2 separate regions of the Homo sapiens genome follow, and region 2 is linked to region 1. Evidence: chromatin loops called from intact Hi-C (ENCODE). Cell type or tissue: natural killer cell. All regions are shown on one strand. Each heading gives the region's core, and the rest is flanking DNA. Links, peaks and the distances in the headings are about the cores only. Region 1 overlaps LPP (LIM domain containing preferred translocation partner in lipoma). Region 2 overlaps LPP (LIM domain containing preferred translocation partner in lipoma).

What was found. Hi-C counts contacts between places; a loop is a spot of excess contacts. Peaks named below come from ENCODE experiments on the same cell type or tissue, not always from the same donor. Only the 100,000 strongest peaks of a DNase experiment are listed, where the experiment ranks them.
Region 2: it touches region 1 in a loop (11-fold over the local background); 4 of 110 quality-filtered maps call a loop at or near these places.

The regions. Positions count from the first base shown.
Region 1 is chr3:188,338,763-188,341,688 of GRCh38, forward strand. LPP (LIM domain containing preferred translocation partner in lipoma) reads left to right here. Exons shown (of 12, transcript NM_001375462.1): 3 at 2,901-2,926. Among named protein-coding and RNA genes, the nearest start is that of FLJ42393, 160 kb to the left of the region's middle. In natural killer cell, for the core only: no CTCF peak of the experiment used is centred there; a DNase peak (open chromatin) is centred at 1,139; H3K27ac peaks cover 1,594 bases.
Region 2 is chr3:188,441,098-188,444,023 of GRCh38, forward strand. The region is part of intron 4 of LPP (LIM domain containing preferred translocation partner in lipoma); the gene reads left to right. Among named protein-coding and RNA genes, the nearest start is that of LPP-AS1, 130 kb to the right of the region's middle. In natural killer cell, for the core only: no CTCF peak of the experiment used is centred there; no DNase peak of the experiment used is centred there; H3K27ac peaks cover 1,959 bases.

The DNA.
Region 1 (2,926 bases), core at 159-2,658:
CTTACAAAATATCAAGTATTTTGAGTTAGCTTTACACTGGTTCAATAACACTTAGAATTTTTGTTCATAATACTAAGATAATCATCTTAGGGATGGTTACATTTTGTTGTGAGGTGTGGTGGAAAATTCAAAGGACACCATGGTTTGTGAAAAACCCATTGCAGCTGATCTCTGCACTTTTCATTTCCATGTCATTCCATTTTCTTCTGCTTTTTCTTTACCCCCTGTTATTTTCTTGCTTCTCTCTCTTTATTATCTTACCTTCATTTACTCCATCCTGTTTTTCTCCAAAATATAGTTGCTTCTGTAAAATTGCTTCTGAGGGTGAGCATATTTTTGAGGGGAGAGAGGATGGATGGTTTGACAAAGGATGCAGACATGTCAGGTTCTGGGTCAGCAGTTAGTTATAAAATACACAGAGGCAGCCAAGGATAACTGGCTTCATTACCAAAAGGCTAGAGTGGGATTTGTCAGTTGTCCCAGATGTCTGTATGGAATTATGGAAAACTCCATTGCATTATGAAACACTCAGGAGCTACTCAGGACACATGCCACTCAATCCACGTGAAGAGGGCTGGTGAACTTCTTAGCTAGAAAGACTTCAGCTTTCCTATTGCTTAAAATGAGACTGATTGGTGAAGGATTTGTATTAGTCCATTCTCACGCTGCTATAAAGAACTGCCAGAGACCACGTAATTTATAAAGAAAGAGGTTTAATTGACTCACAGTTCCACATTGCTGGGGAGGCCTCAGGAAACTTATAATCATGGTGAAAGGCAAAGGAGGAACAGGCACCTTCTTCACAGGGCGGCAGGAAAGAGTGACTGCCAGCAGGAGAAATGCCAGATGCTTATAAAACTATCAGATCTCGTGAGACTCACTCACTATCATGAGAACAGCATGGGGGAAATTGCCCCCATGATCGGATTACTTCTACCTGGTATCACCCTTGACTCATGGGGTTTACAATTCAAGATGACATTTTCGGTGTGGACACAGTCAAACTGTATCACACTCTTCACAAAACTTCACTGGTACAGACTTGCGTATATGGCTTGTGCTTCGACACTTTGCCCAGGGATGTTGCATCTTGAAACTTTCCTGGTGAGATCTGAGAAAGTGTTTATGGTAACACTGCATCAAACACTCCTTTTGCCTTAGCTTAGTAATGTGTCACCTTCTGGTTAGACCACAGATGTGAAGTCTACTCTTTCTCCTTTCACTTGCTAATAAAGCAGAACTTAGAACTAAGTGTGTGTTAGTGCTTCGACAATTGAATTTTCTGTGCTATACACTCGGTTTCCCTTTCCTGAAGTTGTTTAGTTACCCTCTTCAAATAGCAATTGGGAGGCTACGTCATGTAGTAGGAGGGTGCTTACTGATTTTGGTATCAAGATACAGTGTTACATTTTTATCTGCTCCATGTTAACCATGTGATCTTTGAAGTTTGGTTTTTGTATTTGTAAAATTTGGGTAATAAGGTCTCATTGGAGTTATAAAGGGAATGGTTTGAGACATAATGGTCATTGTGATTTTTCAAGCTATAAAATAAAGCATGATGTTAAAAGATGATTAATGTTTTCATTTGGTGGTAGATGACAAGTTTCTTGCAGGGCATCTGATCAATCATGCTCTTTTTTTTTTTTTTTTTTTTGAAACTTTTATTTTAAGTTCAGGGGTATAGTTGCAGGATCCATGTTCTTTTCTTAACCTGTTTTGAGTCCTTTATGTAAACGGGACATTTTATCAAAACTTCCTAGAAGTCTTATATTTCTCAATAAATCCATCCATTCTATTAAAACAAATTTGCTTTGTTCTTAGAGTCTGGTGGAAACTCCAACTCTCTGAACCTAGGGCATGATTATGGGCACAAAGTTGAAAATGATGTGCGATTCATCAGCAGGTCTTTCAACTAAAGCAGTATCTGTTTTGCTTTTTAGGGGTCAAGGAAACTTTTGATTTTAAAATCTTAAAAGTTTTTGGGCTGTCTCTTGTTAGATGAGGTCATGTGAGAGTGACATAGATTAATATTTCGGTGTTTTAAAACTAGGAAACATAAGTCAAAGAGATATTCTCTTGCCTAATGTGCTTATAATGTTATCTTTTGATCATATAAATGTGGATTTATGGGAAGAAATGTTATCACTGCTCTCTATAACCATATATATGGAATAATGGAGAGAAATCTTATTTAAAAAGTTTAACTAAGGGCAACTTTGGCTATGGAGTATATATCATAATCTTCACATACATATGAAGAAATTGACACTCATGGAGTTTAAATAACTTGCCTAAGGCCATTGATTAAAGGAAATCTGACTGGCTCGAAATCCTATGTACTTTTCCCATTTCCTCATTTCAATCAAATAGCTGGTTTTATTTTATTTTCTCTCTCCACCAAGCCTTGTGAATTAAGACAATGAGTTGCTGTTTGTCTTTGTCTTTCCCTAGCCTAATAACCTAGGAAAAACTGAAGTAGAAAGGAAGGATTACTGGACTAGCAGGCACAAACTTTGGCTCCAAATTCATGCCCTGCCAGATACTAAACTGTGTAATCTTGGGCAAATTACTTTCCTTTTGTGAACTTCAGTTTCTACTTCTGTAAAATGTGGACAATAATATTCATTTTATATGGTTTCTGTAAAGTTAATCATGAGGATGGTGTTAGTTCCTTTCTCATCCTTTCTGTCCCTCTTTGAGCTTCTGTTTCCTCACCTATGAAGCCAGTAGAATCATCTCTTCCTGCTTCTTCATCGGGTTCCTGTGGGGTGCAATGAATGTGAAAATGTTTTGTAAAACAAGAAACCATTATGTAGATATAAGAGGTTATGACTATTAATGAATAAATATGGGTTTGGTGTCTGGAAGTAATTTTTACTTATTTCATTTGTAAACACTAGCATTGCAGTTGGCTGAACCTTGTGTC
Region 2 (2,926 bases), core at 282-2,781, 100 kb after region 1:
ATATTCACTTTTCAAAATGTATTTATACTATGCTATCATTGAATTCTTACATATCAACCCTTTGTGGTTGACACTGCAGAGATGATGAGCTCCATTTTATAAAGATGGGGCAGTTTTATCTCAACAACTAGTGTGTTCTAGATCAAGGACTGATTCCAGATTCTCAAAGTCCTACAACAGTAATCTTCACCATGCTGTGTGTATGCGTGCGTATGTGTTTATCAGAATATATTAGAAGATAATTTGCAAGCAGGGATTGGTTAAAGTTGAATGTTTATGTATTCTTTTGTAGTGTTGCTTACGTTTTAAATAAAAATAAAACTGCAGTGGATGTGCATTTGTCATCATTTAGAGGCCTTCAGACCCCAATTCGTAGTTTCTTCACAGTTGCCTCTATTTTCTGATTACTAGTCCCTGGAAGGTACAGTGTCAGAGTTGAAGGGATGTTCTCAAATCCCCCTAAAGTTTTCCATTGCAATACTCATTACAGTTTCTTTTTTTCTTTTCTTTTCTTTTTTTTTTTTTTTTTTTTTTTTTTTTTGAGATGGAGTCTCGCTCTGTCGCCCAGGCTGGAGTGCAGTGGTGTGATCTCGGCTCACTGCAAGCTCTGCCTCCCAGGTTCACGCCATTCTCCCACCTCAGCCTCCTGAGTAGTTGGTACTACAGGCGCCCGCCACCACGCCCGGCTAATTTTGTTTTTGTATTTTTAGTAGAGACGGGGTTTCACCGTGTTAGCCAGGATGGTCTCCATCTCCTGACCTCATGATCCGCCCACCTCGGCCTCCCAAGTGCTGGGATTACAGGCGTGAGCCACCGCGCCCGGCCGCAATACTCATTACAGTTTCTAATTGCGTATGTGTGTAAAAGAACATATAACTTCCTCACAGACTCAGCTGTACACTCTACAGGGGCATCATTGTATCTTAGGGGTCTAGCCTAATGGCTGGTGGGCACTAGGTGCTTAGCAATAACTATTGAATGAATGAATGAAAAAATGAATAAGTGAATTCAACACAACTTTTATTTATTTATTTTTATTATTATACTTTAAGTTCTAGGGTACATGTGCACAACGTGCAGGTTTGTTACATAGGTATACATGTGCCATGTTGGTTTGCTGCACCCATCAACTCGTCATTTACGTTAGGTATTTCTCCTAACGCTATCCCTCCCCCAGCCCCACACACCCCAAGAGGCCCTGGTGTGTGATGTTCCCTTCCCCGTGTCCGTGTGTTCTCATTGTTCAACTCCCACTTGTGAGTGAGAACATGCGGTCAACATAACTTTTAAAATCCAGAATGTCAGTACTAAAAGGAGCCTTTTAAGTATTAGAATTCAACTTAATGAAATGTTGCTACGTATTTTCTCTGTTCTCATCACTGACGTAGCTGCTTTGGAGCATCTATATCTGATATTTAGATAGTGGATGGCTTCTTGCAAACACTTACATTGCTCACGTAGTAATGTGAACCAACAGATTGGTGGCCCGGGCAGCAACATATTTTCTATAATCTGTAGCATGAAGCCAACTGAGGTGTGACCGTGGTATTTCCTGAAGTGGCTTTCTTTTGCTTTTCTGTTTTGATTATTATGTGGCTGTGGATTTAGTTCACACCATCACTGTGAAGAATTTTCGAAACTTAAGAATCAAGCTCTGTTTATACATTTTCAACGTAAGCCCTTAATTACAGTCACTCCTCGGGCCCAGTGATTTTACAGTTACATGTCAGATTGAGGGGTTTCGTCTTGAGAATGTCAGCTGGCTCTGTGAAGAAGAAGAAGAGCAGATACGTGAGTTACCCAGAGGAGTGCTGATTGAGTCCAGGAGTCTTTCTGTTTAAGAGCACGTTGAAAGAGTTTGTGTGTCTATTTGTAAAACCATTTTGGAGATGATAAAAAGCATTCTGAGACACACAAATTTTTTTTCTGTTTTCAAAGGCAAGACAGAGACATGTGGACAGGTTGATGAAGGGATCATTGTGATCTTTTCTCTCAGAACTTGATTTTCATTACTTGAACTTTGTCTTCTATGCTTTTATTACCAACACCTGTACACAAAGGTACACATAATACTTGCAAAAAAGAGAAGAAACTGTTTTCAGACTGGGGCTCTATTAAGTGTTCATTGACCACAATCTACAACAACAAAAATGACAATTCCTGCTTGCCATTGAAAATAATGCAATTGAAAAGAAAGGGCGGAAGCAAGTTCTTGGCTGCATAGCTTCAGTCTGATGCCATATTCTAGAGTGAAAAGGTATTGGCTTGGTTTTGAGGCCTGCCTTCATCACGTGAAGGCTCTGTGGCCTGGCAGGGTTATCTTACGCTATTGAACCTCAGTTTCTCCATTTATCCAATAGAGATGGAAAGTATTGGCCTGCATTTATTTCTCCTTCAAATGACATATTGTATAGAAGCGTATCGTAAGTTGTAGGTACTTAACAAACATGAAGGACTGTTATGATCTCACTTTCTGGGCTAAGGAGAAAATGGTGGGATGAGTTTCATGTCCTTTTCTTTGTGGTTTTGACTCCAGCAGCTTCCAAACGACTTTTGCTGATGTTTCCTAATTAGCAATGCTGAATCTCGTGTTGTATCAATCCTCCCCATTCCTTAAGATGGAAACAAGTGTTCCAGTTATAGCTATACCATGTGCCTGACAGGAAAGAATTGGGTTGCCATCAGAACCTTAATTTATCAATCTCAGTGGCTTAAAATTTTGAATTTGCAGCTTAATATTATTCATTAACAAAGTATTTTTCATCCCTTAGCTTTCCTCCAGGGAACAAAAGGAAATGGTACACACTAGCTCTTCTAACAGGCTCTCATTCAATAAAGGATGGTGTGCCCTTAATTTTGTTAGCATGTGTATAAAGAATGTACTTTTAGTGGACATGCTTCACTTTGCAAATATAGTGCATAATTT